2 separate regions of the Homo sapiens genome follow, and region 1 is linked to region 2. The links are chromatin contacts, found by POLR2A ChIA-PET in ENCODE. All regions are on one chromosome and are shown on one strand. The core of a region is the stretch at or near the end of the contact, and the rest is flanking DNA. Distances in the headings are between cores, read along the strand shown.

Region 1 (7,157 bases), core at 493-2,992, about 28 Mb before region 2:
ATTTTTTAAGCAGTGAAGAAAAAGGCAAGGGTAAAAGCCAAATGTTATTCTGAGGTCTGAAATGAAACAATCTGAAAATGAGCCAGTTTCACAAGCTCTGGCCTTTTAGAGATAAAAATCAGAAAAAGGAAAGAAATGCCTTCTAAGAGGCACATGAAGGGAAAACATTCTGGACTAACAGTGAAGAGTATTGAGGGCATATTGCTCCCTTCCTAGAAAAGAGAACGCTCAAAACCCCAGCAAAACTGATGTCGCGTATCTACTGTGGCCAAGCAATTAATTCATGACCAAATGAAGTGCCTGGGGCATATTAAGGACAAGACAGTGTCAGCTTCTCCCATATTCGATCTCCACGAGGTAATTATCATCATCCCTATTTTACAGATGGGGAGACAGGTGAAGAGAGAGGGACAGCAAGGCCAGGTGCAGTGGCTCACGCCTGTAATACCAGCACTTTGGGAGGCCGAGGCAGGTGGATCACGAGGTCAGGAGTTCAAGCCCAGCCTAGCCAAGATGTTGAAACCCCGTCTCTACTACAAATACAAAAATTAGCTGGGCGTGGTGGCGGACGCCTGTAATCCCAGCTACTCGGGAGGCTGAGGCAGGGAACTGCTTGAACCCGGGAGGTGGAGGTTGCAGTGAGCCAAGATTGCACCACTGCCTCCAGCCTAGGTGACGGCAAGACTCCGTCTCAAAAAAAAAAAAAAAAAAAAAAGGGTGACAGCAGAAAATAGTAGGGCCTTCTGTTTCTGAAGCTGCAGGAGGGCAACTTCAAGGCCTTCAAGATAGTTTGTCAAAAGGTAGTGGCTTTGTGGTAACCAACTCAGAAATTAGAAAATAAGCCAGGCGTGGTGGTTCACACCTGTAATCCCAGTACTTTGGGAGATCGAGGTGGGCGGATCACTTGAGGTCAGGAGTTCAAGACCAGCCTGGCCAACATGGTGAAACCCTGTCTCTACTAAAAATACAAAAATCAGCTGGATGTGGTGGCTCATGCCTGTAATCCCACCTACTCAGGAGGCTGAGGCAGGAGAATCACTTGAACCCGGGAGGCAGAGGTTGCAGTGAGCTGAGATCATGCCACTGCACTCCAGCCTGGGGAACAGAGTGAGATTCCATCTCAAAAAAAAAAAAAAAAAAAAAAAAAAAAAGAGGCCGGGCGCGGTGGCTCACGCCTGTAATCCCAGCACTTTGGGAGGCTGAGGTGGGCAGATCACAAGGTCAGGAGATCGAGACCATCCTGGCTAACATGGTGAAACCCCATCTCTACTAAAAAAATACAAAAAATTAGCCAGGCGTGGTGGCAGGTGCCTGTAGTCCCAGCTACGCGGGAGGCTGAGGCAGGAGAATGACATGAACCCGGGAGGCGGAGCTTGCAGTGAGCGGAGATGCGCCACTGCACTCCAGCCTGGGCAACAGAGCGAGACTCCGTTGAAAAAAAAAAATTAGAAAACAGGGCAATTTAGAAAATTAGTGACCAAGAGAAATCTGGTTTAAATAGTATCTATACTGATAACAATAGCAACAATCAATAACAAAGTATTAAGCTTTGACAACACTATGTATGTTATTGTATTAAATCCTCCTGTCACCCGCCTTGAGCTGGGTGTTCTCTCTTTTGATAGCTGAGAAAGCTGAGGCTGAGGGCGATGAAATTCACATGGCCAGTGGGAGCCAGGATGGACTCAGGGTGCCCATGAGACCATGCCGTCATTCAGGCTACACTGTTCTGAACTCACGTGACCAAGATGTGACAGAGGCTGGATTCCACGTCCCTGGCACACTCCAAGAGGGATTCAAGGTTAAAATACAACTTGATACTTTAAATGGAGAAACTCCCCACAGTATGTTTGGTACCATCTGAATTCAAGGTCACATTTTCCAGTCTTGCCCTGGTTTTGAAATCTATTGGTTTATTTCAATACATCAGCCACTGTGGAGAGAACTTGTCTCATCAGATCTACATTTTTCTGGCCCGTTTTTCCTTGGCACCCTCTTTCAGGTGACTTTGGACAGCCTGAGGGCTTCCTCATGCTGAGTTCACTGACTTCTGAAAAAGAAATTCTCCATACAAGCACTGTTGATGTCTCCAGCCCAGGAGAAGGGGCCTTGGATGCCCGAGGAAAAATCTTGGTAAGAGGAGCTGAATCCAGCTCATTAAGATCCTCCTCTGCCCCAGTGTCCCGAGAAAGGCCAGGTAGGCTAAGTGAGATCAAATTCCCAGTATGAGGCCAGGTGCAGTGACTCACACCTGTAATCTTAGCACTTCGGGAGGCCAAGGAAGGAGGATTACTTGAGGCCAGGAGTTGGACACCAGCCTGGGCAACACAGTTAGACCTCGTCTCTACAAAAAGTGAAAAATTAGCCAGGTGTGGTGGGGTGCACTTGTAGTCCCAACAACTTGGTAGGCCGAGGAAGGAGGATCACTTGAGCCCAAGAGTTCAAGGCTGCAGTGAGCTACAATCACGTGCCACTGCACTCCAGCCTGGGTGACAAAGCGAGATCGTGTCTCTAAAAAAAGAAAAAAAAACCCAAAATTTCCCAGCATGAGGTATAAGGTGGTATGTGGGCAAACTTTAAAAAAGTCTCATAATTGTTACACATTTATTTTCACGAATATTTAAAAAACAAGATATCACATGAAACCCACAATTTCATCAGTACTATTGTTTAGATGAAGGTACATTTATTTAACAAAACAATGTGAATCTATTTGAAGAAAAACATTAATAAATAATGTGAGTACAACATATGAGCAATACACATGTGACTGAAACTTGGCAAATACCAGACTAGGTGATCATTAATGGCCCAAGCATGTCTTAAATTCTACAACTATTAGATTTAAAAATTAGAATAAATGGTATTTGCACTATAACAGGAGGCTACTGTGAACATACAATGTAGTGTAATAATATAATAATCCAGGTATTAGAAGTTAGTGATTTTTGTTTTCCTGCTTAAATGTTTTTTAACCAGAGCAAACATCCCAGTTTCTTCCTTAGCCATTACTTCTCTAATTAATAAAATAACTCCCACTTGTTGGGCACTCACCATGTGCCAGGAACTGTGCTAAGTGCTTTTTACCAGTACTGTCTTTCTAAATTCTCGCCATGGCTTTCGTTAGGTACCTTAGCCCTGTTTTATATATAAGGAAATAAGACTCAGAAGTTAAGTGACTACACAAGGCAAGGCTATTCAGCTAATAAATGGCAGAGCCAGGGTTTGAACTGAATTTACTCATTTTCCAGAACACCTATTCTCTTAACCATGATGCAATTCTTTTTTTATTCTCTTTTTTTTTTTTGAGAAAAGGTCTCACTGTGTCACCCAGGCTGGATGCAGTGGCATGATCACGGCTCACTGCAGCCTTGACTTCCCGGGCTAAAGCAATCCTCCTGACTCAACCCCCCAAATAGCTGGCGCTACAGGGGTGTGCCACCACACCCGGCTAATTTTTGTATTTCAGTAGAGATGGGGTTTTGCCATGTTGCCCAGGCTGGTCTCGAACTCCTGAGCTCAATCAATCCTCCTGCCTCAGCCTCCAAAAGTGCTGGGATTACAGGCAAGAGCCATCACGCCCAGCCTCCATGATGCAATTCTAATCTCACTGACTAGAGTTTGAGGCCACTTACACAGCTTGTCTCCCTCCCCTGGCCCCTTTTTGCGGTCACAGTCTTCCTTCATTTTGGCACAAACTATTAAACACAACCACTGTCTTCTAGTTCCTTGCTGGAGGATGTGTGGTCCACAGACCAGCAACATCAACATCACTGGGAACTTTTTACAAATGCAGAATCTCAAATCCCACTCCAGATTTTACTGAATTAAAATCCTCATTTTAACAAGACCCCTGGGTGATCTGTATGCATGTTAAAAATTAAGAAACTGATCTAGATGAGAAAAGAGCTACTCCTGGAGAAAGCAGGGAGCAAAGGTGAAGAGGGCTTTGCGGGCTGAGACCACAAGGGGGGATGGGATAGGTGTCGAGGGGATGAAGCCAGAATGGCATGAGGTCAGATGGTAAAGAGCTTTGAATGCCAAGTTTAGGAGCTGAGACCTCACCCTGAGGGAAACAGAAAACCACTCAAGGGTTCAAGCCAGGGAAAGATAGGTTTGGATGTGCATGGAGCCCTCAGAAAATCTTTCTAAAAGATAGATTGGGTTTTGATGGCAGAGGGAGAATACTCCAGCCCCTGCATGCAGCGTAATTAAGGCCCTTCTGGACAGTGACTGGCCACAGGACTGGCAATAGCTAGGACTCACTGAATGTCACCACTGGAAGGTGTTTTCGAGGTCACCATTTCATAGATGGAGAAATGAGGCTCAGGAAGGCCCACAGCAAGCTAACGATCGAGCACCCTTCTGGGCACGATGCTAACAGTTCATGGGATATGTGTGCATAATCCTCAATTCCACCCATCTCCTCCAAATCTAGTCACCTTGATGACACTTCTCAGACTGGCATTCAGGGGTCTTACTCTATTACCCCATTTTACAGATGAGAAAGCCAAAGAAAAGCTGGTAAACGGTGGAGTTACGACCGCTACATGATACCATTCACAATCTGGCCCTGTGTGCCTTTCATGACTAGCCATGTCAGACCTTCACCGCACATACCCCTTGGCTCTAGCCAGGTTCCTAAATGGCCCCTTTTCCTCATCATTGCTGTTACTACCTTAGAGCAGGCCCTACCTGGCCTGGGCTCCCTGTAGCAGCCAATAATTCTTCTAAACAGAAAATCCAATCATGTCCCTCCTCTGATTTTTTTTTTTTTTTGAGATGGAATCTTGCTCTGTTGCCCAGGCTGGAGTGCAGCGGTGCAATCTCAGCTCACTGCAACCTCCGCCTCCCAGATTCAAGCGATTCTCCTGCCTCAGCCTCCCAAGTAGCTGGGATTGCAAGCAGGTGCCACCACACCCGGCTAATTTTTGTATTTTTAGTAGAGATGGGGTTTCACCATGTTGGCAAGGCTGGTCTCGAACTCCTGACCTCAAGTGATCCGCCCGCCTCAGCCTCCCAAAGTGCTGGGATTACAGGCATGAGCCACCACGCCTGGCCTGTTTTTGTTTTTTGAGACAGGGTCTCTCTCTGTTGCCCAGGCTGGAGTACAGTGGTGCAGTCATGGCTCACTGCAGCCTTGAACTCCTGGGATCATTCAGCCTCCAGAGTAGCTAGGACTACAGGCATGCCACCATGCCCAGCTAATTAAACTTTTTTTTTTTTTTTTTTTTTTTTTTTGTAGAGATGAGGTCTCCCTATGTTGCCCAGGGAGGAATCGAACTCCTGGGCTCAAGTGATCCTCCCACCTTGGCTTTCCAAAGTGCTAGGATTACAGGTGTGAGCCACCACGCCTGGCTCTTCCCATGATTTAAGGCTTCTTATGGTGCCACAGAACCTAACACAGTACGTCCTGCCCTAGCTTGCAAGGCCCCTCTGTCCCCCAACTGCCTTTCCAGTCTCATTTCCTCTGAGTCTTTGTTTTTGCTGTTTCCTCCTCCTGGAATGCCCTTCCTCCTCCTCCATGTGCCAAACCCCTGCAAAGCCTTCAAGGCCCAAGTCAAAAATCATCTCCTCTGGGAAGCCTTCCCCACTGCCTTGAGTCGTTTGTCTTCAATCCTCTGTGCCCCCACATTCACTTCCCTGATCAACCCCAGTTCTCATGGTTCAGCCCAGGCCTTTGATAAAAATGAGTTGAGCCAGGCGTGGTGGCTCACGCCTGTAATCCCAACACTTTGGGAGGCCGAGGCGGGCGGATCATGAGGTCAGGAGTTCGAGACCAGCCTGACCAATATGGTGAAACCCCACCTCTACTAAAAATACAAAAATTAGCTGGGCATGGTAGTGCGCACCTATAATCCCAGCTACTCAGGAGACTGAGGCAGGAGAATGGCATGAACCCGGTAGGTGGAGGTGCGGTGAACCAAGATTGCGCCACTGCACTCCAGCCTGGGCGACATAGTGAGACTCCGTCTCAAAAAAAAAAAAAAAAGTTGAAAAATCTCAAGAAGGATGACCTTGCCCAAGGTCCTGAGCTTTGGGGAGAAGAATAAATGTAACAGCAACTATTTCCGTGTTTATTTTGTGCCAGACACAGTTCTAACTCTGTGCATGTGTTGACTCATTCATTCCTCACAACTCCAAGATGTAGGTGCTGTTATAATTTCCCTTTTACAAATGAGGAAACTGAGGCGTGGAGCGGTTAGGAAACTTGGCCAAGGTCACACAGCGGGTAAATGATGGAGCTGGAAGTCCACCCTAAGCTCTGGAGCCTGTGTTTGTAACTTAGAGGCCAAAGGTGGAGATCAGGCAATCGCAGGGCCAGAAGAGGCAGGCAGAGCTGGATAATGGGCGAAGGGGGCCCGCAACAAACACAACCAGATAGTTATTAGACTATCCAGAGGCCTAAGGAGCTAGTCCCCTCCCCCAGCACCCAGCAGGCCCACTAGGGGGCAGCAGAGCATTCTTTCCCTGGGAACTGGCTCCTGGGCAGGAAGAATCAGAGTCCCGGCCCCTGCAAGCTGGGTCCCTGGGGCCAAAGCCCTCTGCTGGTACTCAGGGCTGCTCAGGCTGGGGGCAGACAGAATCCTCTGGGGTTCTGAGAAGCGGAAACGTATCTGGTGGCAGTTAGGGTCTCCAGGGGGTGAAATTTAACTCATATTCTGATCTCAAAACCTTCAAATACCCTCAGAATAAAAGCCAGACTCCCTGTGTGGCCTGCCAACCACCCCCACTCATCCACACTACAGCATGACCGAACCACCCACCCTCACTGCTGCAGTGCACTACTCACTCGTCTGAGCCTCTATAAGGGCCATTTCTGGCTGGATACGGTGGCTCACACCTATAATCCCAGCACTTTGGGAGGCTGAGGTGGGAGGATCACCTGAACTCAGGAGTTTGAGACCAGTCTGGCCAACATGGCAAAACCCCAACTCTACTGAAAATACAAAAAATTAGCCGGGCGTGGTGGTGCATGCCTGTAATCCCAGCTTCTTGGGAGGCTGAGGTAGGAGAACCACTTGAACCCGGGAGGTGGAGGCTGCAGTGAGCCGAGATCACGCCACTGCACTCCAGCCTGGGCAACAGAGCGAAACTCTGTCTCAAAACAAAACAAAAAAAAATTAGCCAGGTGTAGTGGTGCATGCCTGTAGTCC
Region 2 (7,321 bases), core at 1,685-4,184:
GCTCGGTCTCCCGGGCTCCCTCCTTCCTTCTGCCCTGCAGCAGCAGGGAGCTGACATAAACACTGGCCATACATGGGCCCGAAGAGGCAACAGGAATGTGAGGGCAGAGACCACTGACCCCCTCAGTCACCCAGCGCCCTCATGCCAGCGTGCCACCGCACTGCCACCTCCTTTCCCACACCGTCCCACGGCCCTCAGTCCTGGCCCTCTGCGTCGCTGCCCCCTACTTCCCACCTGGGTGCTTCTGGGGTTGGGTCACCTCCACCCCGAGTTTCCAGGCAGCCGGCTTCCTCCAGCCGGGTGAGGGTGTCCGGGTCTACACGTGACCAGCCCCAGCCTCCAGTGCCCGCTTTCCCCTTTCACCTGCCCCACCTGGCTGCACCCTCCTCCTCCAGGGAGCAAGGCTGGGGACAGCAGCGGATCTGTCAAAGACTAAGGGGTTGGTGGGTCCCTCTCCACAGGTTCCCCCCGCATGATCCACACAGAGGGCCTGGTGAAGTCCTCGGTGCCCACCCACTGAGAAGGCCGGACTGAGACACACGCAGCCAACAGCTCTCGGCCCTCCCCACATGCCCTCCCTGACCCCGCAGGGTGTCCATCCAGGAGATGCTGTGACACCGTGGTCAAGGCCACAGGCACTGGGCTCAGACAGAGCTGGGTTCAAAGTCCACTTCTACCACTTCACAGCTGTGTACCTGCCCTCCTGGCCTCGGGCTTCTCGAAAAACGGAATAGAGCCAGAACCCTGTCTGGAAGGAGCCGAGAGAAGATGGATCCGTCAAGAGTGAAGGCACCCCAGACAGCAGCTCCTCTGCTGAGTGGACCATGGAGGCTGAGGAAGGCGGAGAGGCCGGCCCAGGGACACAGCCAGCAGGCTGTGCCGCTGTGACCAGAGTCACATTCCTTCTGCTTCGTCCACGGCTGCCACACATCCAGGAGCCCCGGCAGCGCCTGAGCCAGTCCCATGCCAAGCCGGGGAGTGGCTGCATCCCAGAGCCAGGCTGCCCAGGCCTCCTGGCCAGGAGGCTCTTCAACTGCATCTTCCTCCTTTCCCCAAACTGCTCATTCCTTGTCCAACCAGCTGGCCGAGAGTCACACCAACCACGGGGTGCCAGGCCCCATGCGGGAGGGTGGGGATGTGTGACGGCTGAACACGAATCTGACCCGGGAGGAGCTAGGAGCCTTGTGGGGGACACAGGCAGACAGAGGGGCAGGAGCCCCACCAATCGCCACTCAATCTGCCAAAGGCACTTTTCGGTGGGTGCCAAAGACCCTGAACTTTTCCATTCACTTCCAGAAATATCGTAACACTTGGCCCCAGTGGGCCACGGTGGAAGTCACTTCACCAGAGACCCTCAGGTTGGGGCGTCAGGTTGGGGTGCTGACTCCCAGCCCCTCCCCTCCTTAGGCCAGGCTGCCCATACCACTGCTCCCCCTCAGGACACGGGGCCCGAGGCTTCCACAGAGAACTATGAATGCCCAGAACAGTGAAGTCAGGATATTCGCAACAGAGAGGCACAGGGAAGGGGTCTAGGAAGGGAGAGGCCCAAAGAGAAGGAATGAGGAAGAGGGAGGCTCCTCACTTGGCGAGGGCTAGGGGGCCTGTGTGTGCCCAGGAAGGGGTCTGAGGGGTAGTGAGAAAGGTGGGCAGACAGGCTGGGCGGCATGAAATTCCTGAGCAAGCCAGCAGCCCCTCACCCCCAAGAGCAGGGTGGGCTCCAGCAGGCCCCTGCCCCTGGACTCCAGACTCAACCCCAGCTGACCACTCTGGCCTGGCTCAAGACAACCGTATCTTGACAGCAGGACCCCAGTGGGGACTAGGAGACGATGGCCTAGCCTCCCTCTCTCCTGCTTCCCCAGTGAACTCTGAAGTCTGTGGTCCACACACAGTTAGAAAGCTCTTTACTGGACCTAGATCGGACCGCCTCTCCAGCGCTTCCTCAACCCCAAGTCATTTGCCAGCATAATAACCCCCCCGCCCCACCCCACCATGCACCCTGTGAGCCTGGTCCGGCCTCATCGACTTCACCTCTCCACTTGCCAGTGCTTGCTGGGGTGCGTCAGGCCCCTTCTCACCCCAGGCCTATGTACATCTGGCTCTTTCTACTTGGAATGCTCCTCCTGCATGTCCTGGGACTGGCTGCTTCTCCAACAGGCCTTTGGCTAACGGTAGCGCCGCCCCTACCCCCGGCCAGTACTCACTTTTTCAGCACCCTCTTTCTTTCTTTCACAGCACATACCGCTGCTCCCCATGATTTTAACTACCTATTGTCAATCCCACCACCCTGTCTGTCTAGATGGGGGATGGGGGGAGTTGTTCCGCAGGAGGCATTTGCCAATGCATGGAGACATTTGTTATCGCAATTGAGGAAGGGGTGGTGTTTACTGGTATCTAGCGGCCAGGAGCCAGGCAAGCTGTTCCACATCCTACAATGTACAGGGCAGCTCCTCGCAGCAAAAAGCGACCCGGGCCGCGTGGTCGATGGTGCGGAGGTTGGGGAACCCTGCAGCAGACGCCGAGCACAGGAGAACTGGGACCGTGTTCTCCGCGGTCTCCCGGCGCCCAGAACAGTGCCTGGCACCCGGGAGTCTCGGGGAATGCAGGAAGAAGGAATGAGTAAAGAACTGCGCGAGAACAGGACGGAGCGAGGGACGGACTACTGACTGGCGGACGGACAGCGACGCGGACCCCGACCCTGACCCCGACCCCGACCGTCTCAGCCCCGCCCCCCCCTCCCCGCCCCGGCCCGACCCCTCGCCTCGCCTCGCCTCGCCTCGATCTCCACGCGCCCGATCCCGCCCCACCGCGCGGTCCCGAGGCGCGAGCCCCGGGTCGGGCGCGCCGCGGGGACACTCACCCGCCCGCGGCCGCCCGGGAGCGGCAGCGCCGCCAGCCCGCTTCATGATGCCCCCTCGGCCGCCGGCCGGGAAAGGGACTAGACGCGCGAGCCGGAAGCGCCAGGCCGCTGCGCCCGCCGGGACGTGTAGTTCCCCGCCTCTCCGGGCCCGGACGGCTGCCTCACGCGCCGCACTTCCGAAACTACGACTTCCGGCGGCCTCGTCGTCGCGGGGCGGGAATGGCAGCTTCAGAATCACTCTATGTTGCAGATCGAAGTCTGATTGGCTTTGTTCATCCGTCACTCACCGTTAGGCTTCACGGACTCTGCATAAGGGAGGAGCTTCGGGTCTGGGTCTGAGAGACCGTCTCCAAAAGAAATGCCACGGTACGATTGGTGGAAACAACGCGGCAGGGAGCGGAGCGTACCAGCGGCGGGGGAAGGCGGGCACTTCCGCCAGGATAGCCCAATGACAGAGGTGGGACAGTTTCTATAAAAGCTTGAGCCTCGCCCGCCCCTGTCTTTTCGGGGTCGAGTCCGAGGGGGAAGAGGTTTGTTAATACGTTCGCCATGTGCTACGATCTTGGGACGAACTGAGCCACGAGCGTGGCTTTGAGGGCCGTCCGAACGCTGCAGGCCGGCCAGGTCCCTGGGCGTCCAGGCCTGGCCTACGCACCACTTTGTCCCTTAGCGTTTAAAGGTTTCTTCCCGAATCTCAGGCCCTCAGCTACCTGCAGGTAAGACTGGGCCGGGCTTGGGTTCCCTTATTCTCCCAGTCTGTGATGAATTGCTTTGACTTCTGACACCTCGTATGAAAACTGCACGTGCAGTCTGATTATTTAGCAAGACTGAGGCTTGAGGGTGCGCACTCCTGACGGGGAGCTGAGAGTGGAAACAGGTGTTGCCCGAAACGAAGGAGTGGGGACTTAATGTCTGTATTTTGGCGCTGACTTTCAGGTTTCGTCGCGAGCCGGCTGCAAGTTTTGAACCTAAGTAAACCTCAATCCGGAGGGCCTAGCGGTAAGGTGGGCGCTGTGTCTATTGAAGTGCTTAGCAATAAAGAAAGGTAGTGAGTTGATTCGGTTTTCTCTCAAGTGTCTTTATTTTCCTATTCTGGCACCCCAGAGGTCTGGCTGATCCACAGGCAATCTTGGAAAAGGGTACAGACATGAAAACGGAAGCTCGTTACCAGTGACTTTTCATCTCTTGGGATTGCCTTCTCCATTTCTGCCCGTGATTTTTTTTTTTTTTTTTTGAGACGGAGTTTTGCTCGTTTCCCAGGCGGGAGTGCGATGGCACAACCTCCACCTCAAGCGATTTTCCTGCCTGAGCCTCCCAAATGGCTGGAATTACAGGCGCCCACCACCACGCCCGGCTAATTTTGTATTTTTAGTAGAGACGGGGTTTCTCCGTGTTAGGCTGGTCTCAAACTCCTGACCTCAGGTGATCTGCCCACCTCAGCCTCCCAAAGTGCTGGGATCACAGGTGTGAGCCACCACGCCCAGTCAAATACTGTTTTTCATGCCTTTTGCCCCAGGGTGAGTCCAAAAAGGCTTTTGAGATTTGTGGAGGGAAGTTGACACCACCTAGGGTTCCCATGTGCCTCCTTAGGGAGGCAGCCATGGGCCATGGAGGAATGGTAGCCACACACCTGCTGAGGGTTCTGGGCCTTGCTGAGTCTCTCAAACTCCAGCATCCTGCTCTAGAAGTGGATTTTTTTCAACAGATGAGACAGACGCTCCAGAAAACACAACTTTATTCACTAGGACTGAAAACAAAGGCTTGTGCAATCAAAAGGCCAAGTTGAGTGCAAGGTGGAGCGTGCTCGGAAATCACAGACCTCACCTGTGGCCAGGCCGGGCTGGCAGTTGTTGTTTCTGGTGTTTTCTGTGATTTCCCACATTTTATCACAAGGCCACAGGCATCCTCCAAGGTCAGTGAGGAAGACCCTATTGCTGTTTGAGCCAGAGCCTCCTAGAGGGTGGGCCGGGAGCAGGCAGCTCCCAGGACACACAGATGCACGATGTGATTAGCAGTGAAGCCTTCTGTCCCAGGCGTGGGCAGGCGTCCTCCCTTAGCTGCCTGAGCATGTGCGGCTGAAGACATGGCTTTTCTAGGGTTAGGCACTGTGCGTGGTGCCAGCCCCAGCCCTCCCTCACCTGGACGTGCCCAGGAGGGGGCAGCAGAGCACCGTGGCAAAGTCTGTCCACTTGCCGCTCCCCGTCCCGTGCAGAAGACTGCTTTTCCGTGGCGGCCAGTGTGCGGCCACGGGCTCTCAGAAGCCTGCTTGTTGGGACTGTTGCTGGGAGGAGGAAGGGACAAGGCTTGACCTGGGGCTCCTGAAAACAGACACTCGGGCGTTGGCCACTGGGCAACAAAGTCAGAAGGGCCTGGAGACCCTCTGTCCAGCCTTCTAGGGACTGGACGGCTTCCTCCAGAGGACTGAGCTCAGCCAGGTTCAAGGGCGGCAGCAGGAGGCCCCTCGACCCTCCCTCTTAACGTAATCATGCAGCCGGAAGCGCGGCTCGCTGGGAGCCTTCATGGAGCGCTGCTTCAACTCCCTGCGGAGTGGGGGTGACAAGGGGACACGATGGCCTGGACTCTAATGAGGATTCAGGCCCTGGGCTGGGGGAGTCCTGGTGACTGGCAGGACTTACTTTGCTATGGCTGTGAAGGCCAAGTCCACGTTGAGGCCCGTCTTGGCGCTGGTCTCCATGAAGGGCAGTCCATACTCCTGTAAACAGCTGCTGCCAGCCAGGTGGTGGCCTGGCGGGGACAGCCTAGGCTCGCAGCCTCCAGGGGCACCCCCTCACCACCCCCCTGCCCTGACTCACCTTGGCCAGCTTCTCCCCGTCCTCCCTCTTCACCACACGCTCATGGGCAGAGTCCACCTGGCCCAGGCACAGGGTCTTGGTGAAAGCTGGCCCATGGTTGGCCCCTGCCCCCTCACCTGCCCTGCCCTGTGGCCCAGGTGAGGACAGCCGGGCCTCCCACCTTGTTCCCCAGCAGCATGAGCGCCACGTCGTGCTGGGCGTACTCGTGGATCTCGGTCAGCCAGGCCTGTGGGAGGCAGCAGACCAGGCTGGGGCTCCCTGCATGGCTTGCCCCATGCCCCAGAACTTTGGCCCTCCAGGTCACACTGTAGAGGGCACCTGTCTTTATCTTTTTTTTTTTTTTTTTTTTTTTGAGACAAGAGTCTCGCCCTGTTTCCCAGGCTGGAGTGCAATGGCTCCATCTCGACTCACTGCAGTCTCCATCTCCTGGGTTCAAGCTATTCTCCTGGGGTTCAGAGAACCTTGGGAGGGTTCAGCCTCCCAAGTGACTGGGATTACAGTTACGCACCACCACGCCCAGCTAATTTTTTGTATCTTTAGTAGAGACGGGGTTTCACCATGTTGATCAGGCTGGTCTCCAACTCCTGACCTCGTGATCCGCCCACCTCAGCCTCCCAAGGTGGTGGGATTACAGGTGTGAGCCACCATGCCCAGCCCATTTTATTTTTTTGAGACAGTTTTGCTCTGTTGTCCAGGCTGGAGTGCCGTAGCACAGTCTTGGCTCACTGCAACCTCAGTCTCCTGAGTAGCTGGGATTACAGGTGTGTGCCAAAACGCCCGGCTAATTTTTGTATTTTTAGTAGAGATGGGGTTTCCTCATGTTGGCCAGGCTGGTCTCGAACTCCTGACCTCAGGTGAGCCGCCATGCCTGGCCAGGATACCTGTCTTTAGAAGTGATAACCCCCCGTGTACCACATACAGAAGCCCACCTTACAGGTCCCTTACACAAAGCCTCCTGCTGAGGGAGCTGGAATGGCACTCAGGTCCACTTGGGCCACCTCCAGCCCAGAAGGCTGTCATTTCCCCCTCCCCTCTCTCAGCGGGGTCCTTTGGAACCCTGATGCCATCTACCAGAAGGAGGTTGGGATGGGTCAGGCCCTATCAGGGCCCTTTCACCCCACCAGGAAAGCCACTGACCTGGATGTTGTCAAAGGAGGCCTTGTTGGTGACATCGTAGAGCAGCAGCAGAGCTGGGGACAGAGGGCAGTGAGGACATCCACCATCACCTGCACCCTCAGGTGCTCAGACCCCCGCCCCAACCAGCCCAGGTACCCAGGGGCTCACCATGAGCATCCCGGTAGTAGGCATGGGTAACACTGCGGAACCGCTCCTGACCAGCTGTGTCCCACATCTGCAGCGACAGGCACTGGTCAGGCTGTCCAGCCCTTCCCTGGTGTCCCCTGTCCCCCAACTTGTCCTCTGCCAGTCACCTTACCTGCAGCTTCACCTTCACACCATCCACGTCCAGAACTTTGTTCTGAAACAGACAGAACCAGGCAGCTCTGGCATGGGCCCAGCCCAGCCTCTGGTCCCACTAGCTTCACTGCCTTCCTGTCCCCTGAGACCTCCCAGCTCCCAGGTCCAGCCCAGCCCCTGCAGGCTTCCCTTAAGCCAATTTGACCTCACCCACACCTGCAAGTGCAGGCCTCTC

Evidence for each region. ChIA-PET counts read pairs that join two places held with the same protein, here RNA polymerase II (POLR2A).
Region 1: POLR2A ChIA-PET joins it to region 2 with 14 read pairs in A549. The contact joins the enhancer-like site here to the promoter of TRAF7 in region 2. POLR2A ChIA-PET finds 5 or more read pairs at or near these places in 2 of 52 experiments (A549 and activated naive CD4-positive, alpha-beta T cell).

What each region holds. Positions count from the first base shown.
Region 1 is chr16:30,408,941-30,416,097 of GRCh38, reverse strand. All of the region lies in intron 2 of ZNF771 (zinc finger protein 771), which reads right to left. Among named protein-coding and RNA genes, the nearest start is that of ZNF771, 4.9 kb to the right of the region's middle. RefSeq lists a silencer at 6,433-6,522. Within about 2 kb of position 1,742, at least 4 of the 41 ENCODE cell types and tissues checked have a DNase peak (open chromatin) inside an H3K27ac peak, as active enhancers do.
Region 2 is chr16:2,151,395-2,158,715 of GRCh38, reverse strand. It overlaps TRAF7 (TNF receptor associated factor 7), which reads right to left and starts at 2,934. Exons shown (of 21, transcript NM_032271.3): 1 at 2,858-2,934. SNHG19 (small nucleolar RNA host gene 19) reads left to right here and starts at 3,358. Exons shown (of 2, transcript NR_132114.1): 1 at 3,358-3,573; 2 at 3,794-3,934. It overlaps SNORD60 (small nucleolar RNA, C/D box 60), which reads left to right and starts at 3,611; the gene lies at 3,611-3,693. RAB26 (RAB26, member RAS oncogene family) reads right to left here. Exons shown (of 9, transcript NM_014353.5): 3 at 7,106-7,147; 4 at 6,955-7,021; 5 at 6,808-6,860; 6 at 5,831-5,896; 7 at 5,671-5,727; 8 at 5,494-5,570; 9 at 4,551-5,397. The coding sequence ends at 5,295. RefSeq lists enhancers at 1,161-1,744, 1,745-2,326, 2,250-2,389, 2,400-2,499, 3,370-3,569 and 2 more and a silencer at 2,800-2,889.